Linked DNA regions of Homo sapiens: region 1 is linked to region 2. Evidence: read pairs that join two places in POLR2A ChIA-PET (ENCODE). Cell type or tissue: MCF 10A. All regions are shown on one strand.

Region 1 (5,000 bases), 250 kb after region 2:
ATAGTAGAAGGGAACTGTAAAACAAAGAAAGCAAATGATTGTACCTGGTAGTATTGAGAAACATTTCCAAAAGGCTCAACGTTTAGGTTGGGTCTTGAAGGATGAAAAGAAGTTTATACATGAGAAAGAGGGCAAAAGGCGTTCTAGCCAGAGAGAGCACCAAATGGGAAGGCAAAAACAGCGTATTAAACAGCATGGCCTCCTAGGGGATGGTAAGAAGTTTGCTATAGCTAGAGACTGTGGGCCTACAGAAGGATGGCAGAAGATGAAACTAGAAAAGTATGTAAGAGCTAGATCTTGGAAGCCCCTCCAGTTTTGGGGGTTCTGAGGCACTTCTGAAGGATTTTAAAAAGAAGAAACACAGGATTATAGGTCTACCAATCATTAGCTGTGTGACTTTGTCAAGTTACTTAACTCTAAGCATTCGTTTCCTTTTTGTAAAATGAGGTTATTGACTGTTTAGAGGCTCTAAGGAAGTCTGTTAAGAGGATTAAATAAGATAATCGCTAAAATAAATAAGATTAAATAAGACAAATAGAAATAAGCACATGAAGAGATGTTTAGCATCATTAATCATTAGAGAAATGCAAATCAAAATCACAATGAGATACTACCTCACACCCACTAGGATAGTTTGCTACAATAATTTTTTAAAATTTTTTTCTTCTTCTTTTTCTATATTTTCTTTTTTTTCCATGTTTTTCCAGAGATATAATAATTTTTTAAAAAACATGAAAATACTAAGTGTTGGCCAGAGTATAGATAAGTAAGAACCTTCACACACTGCTGGTGGAAATATAAAATGGTACAGCGACTTTGGAAAACAGTCTGGGAGTTCCTCAAATGATTAAACATGGAGTTATCATATGACCCAGCAATTTCACTCCTAGGTATATATTCAAGAGTAATGAACACATACGTCTACACAGAAACTGATACACGAATGTTTATAATAGCATTATTTGCAACAGCTAAGAGGTGGAAACAATCCAAATGTCCACTGACGGACAGGTGGGTAAACAAAATGTGGTATACCCATACAATGGAATGTAACTCGGCCATAAAAAGAATGAAGTACTGATATGGTCACGCGCCGCATAACATTTTGGTCAACAACTGACTACATATACGACGGTGGTCCCATAAGATTATAATACCATATTTTTATTGTACCTTTCCTGTGTTTATTTATTTGTTTATTTATTTTTGTAGACAAAGTCTTGCTCTATCCCCCAGGCTGGAGTGCAGTAGCACCATCTCAGGTCACTGCAACCTTCGCCTCCTGGGTTAAAGCAGTTCTCCTGCCTCAGCCTCCTGAGTAGCCGGGATTACAGGCACCCACCGCCATGCCTGGCTAATTTTTGTACTTTTAGTGGAGACGGGGTTTTGCCATGTTGGCCAGGCTTGTCTTGAACTCCTGACCTCGGTGATCCACCCACCTTGGGCTCCCAAAGTGCTGGGATTACAGGCGTGAGCCACTGTGCCCAGCTTTCCTGTGTTTAGATATGTTTAGATACACAAATACTTACCATTGTTTTACAAATGCCTATAGTATTATGCTATACAGGATTGTAGCCTAGGAGCCATAGGCTATACCATACAGCCTAGGCGTGTAGTAGGCTATATCAGCCAGGTTTGTGTAAGTACATTCTATGATGTTCACACAACAACAAAAATCACCTAACAACACATTTCTCAGAACATATCCCCATCATTAAGTGACATATGACTGTATATACTACAACATGGGTGAACCTTAAAAACCTCATGCTGGCTGGGAACGGTGGCGTGAGCCTGTAGTCCCAGCTACTTGGGAGACTGAGGCAGAGGACTGGTTGAGCCCAGGAGGTCAAGGATGTAGTGAGCCAGGATTACGCCACCACAATCCAGTATGGGTGACAGTGAGATCCTGTCTCTAAAAAACAAACAAGTCTGGGTGTGGTGGCTCATGCCTGTAATCCCAGCACCTTGGGAGGCCGAGGCGGGCGGATCATGAGGTCAGGAGACCGAGACCATCCTGGCGAACACGGTGAAACCCTGTCTCTACTAAAAATACAAAAAATTAGCCGGGCATGGTGGCAGGTGCCTGTAATCCCAGCTACTCGGGAGGCTGAGGCAGGAGAATGGCGTGAACCCAGGAGGCGGAGCTTGCAGTGAGCCGAGATCGCGCCATTGCACTCCAGCCTGGGTGACAGAACGAGACTTTGTCTAAAAAACAAAAAACCTGATGCTAAGTTACAGAAACTAGTCATAAAAAATACATATTTTATTTATGATTTTATTCACATGAAATGCCCAGAATGGGTAGATCCACATAGGAAGTAGATGAGGGGTTATCAGGAGCTAGGGAGACATGGGAATAGGAGTGACTGTTAACAGGCATGGGGTTTCTTTATGCAAATGATGAAAATGTTCTGGAGTTAAGAGGGTCATGATGGTTGCACAATTTTGTGACCATATCAAAAAACTGAATTGTACACTTTAAAATGGGTAAATTTTATGGCGTAAGAGTTATATCTCAGGCCAGGCGCAGTGGCTCACACCTGTAATCCCAGCACTTTGGGAAGCTGAGGCGGGTGGATCACCTGAGGTCAGGAGTTTGAGACCAGCCTGACCAACATGGTGAAACCCCGTCTCTACTAAAAATACAAAAAATTAGCCGGGCATGGTGGCAGGTGCCTGTAATCCCAGCTGCTTGAGAGGCTGAGGTAGGAGAATTGCTTGACCCTGGGAGGCGGAGGTTGCAGTGAGCCCAGATCACACCATTGCACTCCAGCCTGGGCAACAAGAGTGAAACTCCGTCTCAAAAAAAGTTATATCTAAAAAAAAAATAGGAATTGTCCTATACACTGGGGTCAGTTACAACCTGATATTCACATTGAAAGGATTTTAACATAACATGCATTCATAGTAGTACTCTTGAGTCATCAAAAAAGGTTTAAGTTATTTTCAGAATTATGTGATTAGGTCATGGAAATCGGTAATGCATTTCAGATTTTCTTCTTTCAGTAGAGTGACTTTATACGTTGAAACAGCAAGTTAGATCAATTTATATGGGACATCCAAAATCCAAATGGAAACATTTTAAATATCTGTAAGAGTTAAATATTATAATAGTCCCAAGAATATAACAGAATTCAAGATTTCCATCAAGTTCAATGATCTTTAAAAAGGTGGTTGGGAAAGACAATTACACATTTTAGGAACCATTAAGTTCGAAAGTCTTTGGAATAGAAGCCAATGACATGTATTTCTATGAGTAGACTGAAGATTTAAGTAGCGAGTGTAACTTGAACTAAGGTTGTCGTTGAGAAGATCAACTCTCTTTTTTTGAGACGGAGTCTTGCTCTGTCGCCCAGGCTAGAGTGCAGTGGCGCAATCTCGGTTTACTGCAACCTCTGCCTCCCAGGTTCAAGTGATTCTCCTGCTTCAGCCTCCCGAGTAGTTGTGATTACAGGTGCCTGCCACTGTGTGCTAATTTTTGTATTTTTAGTAAAGAAGATGGGGTTTCACCTTCTTGTCCAGGCTGGTCTCGAACTCCTGACCTCGTGATCCACACCCCGCCCCCCCGACCCCCGAGGCCTTGGCCTCCCAAAGTGTTGGAATTATAGGTGTGAGCCACCACACTCGGCTGGGAAGATCAACTCTTTTAAGATATATAGTCATTAATCTAAAATTTAATGTGTCCCACCAGGGTCAGCAAAACTAATCTTGTTAGCCTGCTTAGCAAACGTTCCTGAGTCATAAAGAACTTCAGCTAACTAGAGTGGTAACTGTATTCCTTGATGGATAAATGATCCTTCAGCTTTGGAAGATTTAGAATTAAGTACAGATGCTCTTCAACTGACGATGGGGTTACATTCCAATAAACCTATTTTAAGTTGAAAACATTGTAAGTTTAAAATGCATTTAATACCCCATTAAACGCACTGTAAAGTCAAAAAATCGTAAGTCAAGCCATTGTAAGTCAGTGATCGTCTGTATTAAAAACATTTAAGAGCTATGGTTTGAACATTTGTGTCCCCTCCAAAATTCATGTTGAAACTTCATCCCGATTGCAACGGTATCATCTTTAGGAGGTGATTGGGCCACGAAGACTCTGCCCTCATGGATGGAATTAGTGCCCTTATAAAAGCACCTGAGGGAGTGAGTTTAGCCTCTTCTGCCCTTCCATTCCTTCTGCCACGTGAGGACACAGCAGTCCTCCCATCCAGAGGATGCAGCAACACGGTGCCATCTTGGAAGCAAAGAGCAGCCCTCACTAGACACCAAACTGCCTAAACTTCTCAGCCTCCAGAAGTGTGAGAAATAAATTTGTTCTTTATAATTACCCAGTCCCAAAGTATTTTTATAGCTGCACAAATGGCCTGAGACAGAAAAGATTTAGAATTAATAAAAACACTTAAGAGAATCAAAACTATAGTTGAGGAAAGCCTCATTGAGAAGATGGCATTTGGGTAAAGTCCAAAGGAAGTAAGAGAGTCATGTGGGTGTCTGGGGGAAGAGCATTTCAGGCAAAGGGAACGGCAAGTGCAAAGGCCCTGAGGTGAGCAGGCAAGGAGGCATGGGGGAAGCAATGGGATATGGAGTCAGAAAGGGAAAGCAGATCATGAGAGAAGTAGGACATGGTGAGACCAGGTGCTTGTAAGGCTGCATAGACTATTATGGAGCTTTTGGCTTTTAAACTGCGTAAGATGGGGAGCCACTGACCAATTTTGAGCAGAAAAGTGGCAAAAGCTTCATTCAAGGGAATCAAACACATCAAATCTTTAAATATGATTAACATATCATTGTGTCACTGAGTTAAGTCTATTACACAGTTTTATCTAAAAATTAGATTTAAATGACATACGATGAATTAAATTACTCTATCTTACAAAGTTTTTGATGGCCCCAAATCATTATCAACAGCGAAGCTGGTGATTTCAGGGCTAGGAGATAAGGGTTAGTGGTGTGGCCTCCTTCCTGGAGTCCCTACTCATTATGCCTCCTGCTGACAT
Region 2 (5,000 bases):
CTCCCAAAGTGCTGGGATTACAGGTGTGAGCCACCATGCCCGGCTTGCCCTGTTGTTTTATGTATTTCCAGCTTTTATTGTTGTTTATGGTGACATAAGTCCAATAGCCTCACAATGTAATACTGATAGAAAAGCAGTAGGGAAAAAAACTTCGCTTGAATTACAGTCACTGTCAAAGCTACATATTTAGTATAAAAAGATTGGAAGCAATATAACAACTACTCAGTTGCTGGCCAAGTCAGATGAGATCAGGGCACTGAGGAGGAACTTAGACTAATATCGGCTTTTGTGTGTTTCTCTAATCTCTCAGTACCTCCCTGCACTTGGCTATTCAAAACGGGTCCATCTGATGAATCCTATGGTTCCAGGATTAACAGGCAGCAAAATGAGCTCTTCAGAAGAGGTAAGTTGCCAGCTGAGACTTGAATTTAGAAATCTTCAGCCTCAATGGAGAGATTGAGGACTGAAAAGAACAGTGACCTGGCTAACTAGAATTCTCCAATATTTGAGTTAGAAGGAGCCTTACACCATTCAATTAGTTTAGTGGTTCTTGAGTATCAAAGGATCCAGAGCAGTCCTGATGAGATCTAATCATAACTTAATGGTTTTTGCTGCTGATAAAAAAATAAAAGCAAAAGTAATGTCTTTGTTCATACGACTGTGATGAAATTCAGCCTTATTAATGAGAGCACTATGGTTGCATTTCACTAATTAGCATTTTGATTCCTAGGGTAATACTTGATATCACTAATATTATGATATCTTTTAATATTTAAGAGTCCCTCTTGAGCTCGTGTACTTGAGGGAAAGTTCACTTTGGTTCTGATCATTAGAACGTGGAAATCCAAAGATGTGAAAGGTTGAGTTCTGGGTTCCCAAACATGGCTTACCTTCAGAATCATCTAGGGAATTTAAAAAAAAAAAAAAAAGTGTTGATTAGACCTTGTCCATAGAGATTCTGATAAAGTAGTTCTGGGAGGAACTTAGGAATCTGTATTTCCTTCCTTCCTTCCCTTTCTCTCTCCCTTTTTTTTTTTTTTTTTTTTTTTTTGAGATGGAGTCTCACTCTGTCACCCAGGCTGCAGTGCAGTGGTGCGATCTCAGCTCACTGCAAGCTCCGCCTCCCAGGTTCATGCCATTCTCCTGCCTCAGCCTCCCAGAGTAGCTGGGACTACAGGCGCCCGCCACCATGCCTGGCTAATTTTATTTTGTATTTTTTTAGTAGAGATGGGGTTTCACTGTATTAGCCAGGATGGTCTCGATCTCCTGACCTCGTGATCCACCCACCTCAGCCTCCCAAGGTGCTGGGATTATAGGCGTGAGCCACTGCACCCAGCCAAAAAGTTTTTAAAAATACAAATTAAAAAAAAAAAAAAAAAAAAAGGCCTGCGTGGTGGCTCACGCCTGTAATCCCAGCACCTTGGGAGGCCATGGCAGATGGATACTTGAGGTCAGGAGTTCGAGACCAGCCTGTCCAACATGGTGAAACCCCATCTCTACTAAAAGTACAAAAATTAGCCAGTCGTGGTGGCAGGCGCCTGTAATCCCAGCTACTAGGGAGGCTGAGGCAGGAGAATTGCTTGAACCCAGGAGGCAGAGGTTGCAGTGAGCCAAGATCACACTGTTGCACTCCAGCCTGGGCAACAAGAGCGAGACTCCCTCTCAAAAAAAAAAGGGCCAGGCACAGTGGCTCACACCTGTAATCCCAGCACTTTGGGAGGCCAAGGCGGGTGGATCACCTGAGGTCAGGAGTTCCAGACCAGCCTGGCCAACATGGTGAAACCCCTTCTCTACTAAATATATAAAAATTCAGCTGGGTGTGGTGGCATGCACCTGTAATCCCAGCTACTCGGGAGGCTGAGACAGGAGAATTGCTTGAACCCAGGAGAAAGAGGTTGCACTGAGTCAAGATTGCATCACTGCACTCCAGCCTGGGCCACAGAGTGAGACTCCGTCTTAAAAAAAAAAAAAAAAAATGCCTGGCCCAATCCCAAGAGATTTTGATTCATTAGGTTTGGGTGGAACCCAGTAAAAGGTGATTCATATACTGTCACATGTGAGCTAGAATTTGGTAACCACTGAACTCAAATGACCATGAACTCACTCTTTCCAAATAAGAAACAAAGCCTATTACCTAAAAAGGAAAAATGGCTGTAGATAATATATAATACTTAGTGTGGCTGATTGCTGTGAACAAGTATCCTCACACATTGTCGACAGCAATGTTGATTAGGATACCTTTCAAAAAACAATTTTGAACCTAGCAATTTTCGGCATCTTAAGGAAATGATTCTAGAGAAGGGAAAAGACTGCAAAGATGTCCAATGTAGCATTATATATAATTTGTAAAAATTAGGATAGAATCTAACAGTTTGGAGTTTGCTAAATTATGTTTCCACTAATAATTGGGAATATAATATGGCATAAAAACTATAAGTAGGCCACACATTGTGGTTCACACCTGTAATCCTAGCACTTTGGGAAGCCAAGGTGGGCAGATAGGTTGAGTCCAGGAGTTCAAGACCAGCCTTGGCAACATGATAAAATCCCATCTCTATAAAAAATTTTAAAAATTAGCTAGGCATGGTGGCATGCACCAATAGTTCCAGCTACATGGGAGGCTGAGGTAGGAGGACTACTTGAGCCTGGGAGGCAAAGGTCGCAGTGGGCCATGATTGTGCCACCACACTCCAGCCAGGGCAACAGAGCAAGCAAGATCCTATCAATCCCAACACTTTGGGAAGCTGAGGCAGGAGGATTGCTAGAGGCCAGGAGTTTGAGATTGTCCTGGGCAACACAGTGAGACCCCATTTTAACAAATAATTAGCCAGGCATGCCAGGTGCGGTGGCTCACGCCTGTAATCCCAGCACTTTGGGAGGCCAAGGCGGGTGAATCACCTAAGGTCGGGAGTTCGACACCAGCCTGACCAACATGGAGAAACCCCGTCTCTACTAAAAATACAAAATTAGCTGGGCTTGGTGGTGCATGCCTGTAATCCCAGCTACTTGGGAGGCTGAGGCAGGAGGAACCGCTTGAACCCAGGAGGCGGAGGTTGAGGTGAGTCGAGATCATGCCATTGTACTCCAGCCTGGGCAACAAAAGCAAAACTGTCTCAAAAAATAAATAAATAAATAAATAAATAAAAATTAGCCAGGCATGGTTTTGTACACCTGTAGTCCTAACTCCTCTTGAGGCTGAGGTCAGAAGATCACTTAATGGCAGGAGTTCGAGGTTACAGTGAACTATAATTGCACCACTGTACTCCATCCTGAGCAACAGAGCGAGACCATCTGAAAAGAAAAAAAATTGTAAGTAAGGACCAGGTAGCCACTCAGAAATACTTAAAAGATAGACATTTATTCTCCAACTACAAATTCATAACAATTTTGTGTGCTATAAACAAAGCCTGAGAAGAATATAAAAAATAAAATAGTTTAATTTGTTAGATGGCAGGATTGTGAGTGGTTTTTCACTGTCGCCCAGGCTGGAGTGTAGTGGCATGATCATGCCTCACTGCACTTTCAACCTCAGGCTCAAGTGATCCTCCTGCCTCAGCCTCCTGAGTAGCTGGGACCACAGGCGCGTACAACCACACCCAGCTAATTTTTTATTTTCAGTAGAGATGAGGTTTTTCTATGTTGCCCACACTGGTCTTGAACTCCTGGGCTCAAGCGACTCTCCAGCCTCCCAAAGTGATAAGACTACAGGTGTGAGCCACTGTGCCCAGCCAAATGTTAAAATATTTTTATTGCCCGGGTGCAGTGGCTCACACCTGTAATCCCAGCACTTTGAGAGGCCAAGGCGGGGCAGATCACGAGGTCAGGAGATCGAGACCATCCTGGCTACCACGGTGAAACCCTGTCTCTACTAAAAATACAAAAACAAAATTAGCTGGGCGTGGTGACAGGCACCTGTAATCCCAGCTATTCGGGAGGCTGAGGCGGGAGAATGGCGTGAACCCAGGAGGCGGAGCTTCCAGTGAGCTCAGATGGCGCCACTGCACTCCAGCCTGGGCAACAGAGTGAGACTCCGTCTCAAAAAAAAAAAAAAATCTTTATTTATTTATTTTTACCACATCCACAGGAAAATATCTGCAAGTACCTAATGTTAAAATCTTTGTAAAAAGAATTTTTTTAGCGAGGCACAGTGGCTCACACCTTTAATCCCAGCACTTTTTGGGAGGCCAAGGCAGGAGAGTTGCTTGAGCCCAGAAGTTTGAGACCAGCCTGGGCCACATGATGAAACCCTGTCTCTACAAAAAATAGAATTACCTGGGCATGGTGACACATTCCTGTAGTCCCAGCTTTCCAGGAGGCTGAGATGGGAGAATCTCTTGAGCCCAGGAGGCTGAGGCTGCAGTGAGCCATGATTGTGCCACTGCACTCCAGCCTGGGTGACAGAGAAGAAAAAACAAAATTTAACTTATATTAGTTGAGCATATTCTCATTTTCAACCACAAGAGGTCCTCTTCCGTTCTATGACTTCTAGGAGTCCAAGATTGATCTCCTTGATCGGAAGGAGGATGTGAAGAAAAAACTGAAGAAGGCCTTCTGTGAGCCAGGAAATGTGGAGAACAATGGGGTTCTGTCCTTCATCAAGCATGTCCTTTTTCCCCTTAAGTCCGGTAACACTCTCTGTTTTCTTCCTAGAGGCCAGGCTAGAATAGAAAAGTTCGTGCTGTGATCATACTTGTGATTTGTCACAGACTCTTCCTTCAGGGACTGGCTGCCCTGATTCTCTGCTCTGATTTCTTATATATTAAAGTATGAATGATGTTGGGATGTAATTTAATTGTCCATATATTCGTTACCAGGCTAGGTTCTGAGGGAATACTGGAGTGGGCAGAGGTGTTAGAAGTAAGGGTGGGGGCAGACATGTTGAACTAGAGGAATACAACAAAATAGATATAAGCCACAAGCCTTCCCCTGAAGCAGCTGAGATGCTAGCTGGGTATACAATAGTGCCACTCATCCAATTTAAGAATAATACCATACAATAA

What was found. ChIA-PET counts read pairs that join two places held together with the same protein. Peaks named below come from ENCODE experiments on the same cell type or tissue, not always from the same donor. Only the 100,000 strongest peaks of a DNase experiment are listed, where the experiment ranks them.
Region 1: POLR2A ChIA-PET joins it to region 2 with 6 read pairs; 3 of 35 experiments call an interaction of 5 or more read pairs at or near these places.

What each region holds. Positions count from the first base shown.
Region 1 is chr1:32,540,906-32,545,905 of GRCh38, reverse strand. All of the region lies in intron 1 of ZBTB8A (zinc finger and BTB domain containing 8A), which reads right to left. It overlaps LOC124903952 (a long non-coding RNA gene), which reads left to right. Exons shown (of 2, transcript XR_007065669.1): 2 at 4,077-4,330. Among named protein-coding and RNA genes, the nearest start is that of ZBTB8A, 4.0 kb to the right of the region's middle. In MCF 10A, no CTCF peak of the experiment used is centred here; no DNase peak of the experiment used is centred here.
Region 2 is chr1:32,786,565-32,791,564 of GRCh38, reverse strand. It overlaps YARS1 (tyrosyl-tRNA synthetase 1), which reads left to right. Exons shown (of 13, transcript NM_003680.4): 6 at 311-403; 7 at 4,490-4,625. Among named protein-coding and RNA genes, the nearest start is that of YARS1, 28 kb to the left of the region's middle. RefSeq lists an enhancer at 4,038-5,000. In MCF 10A, no CTCF peak of the experiment used is centred here; a DNase peak (open chromatin) is centred at 2,024.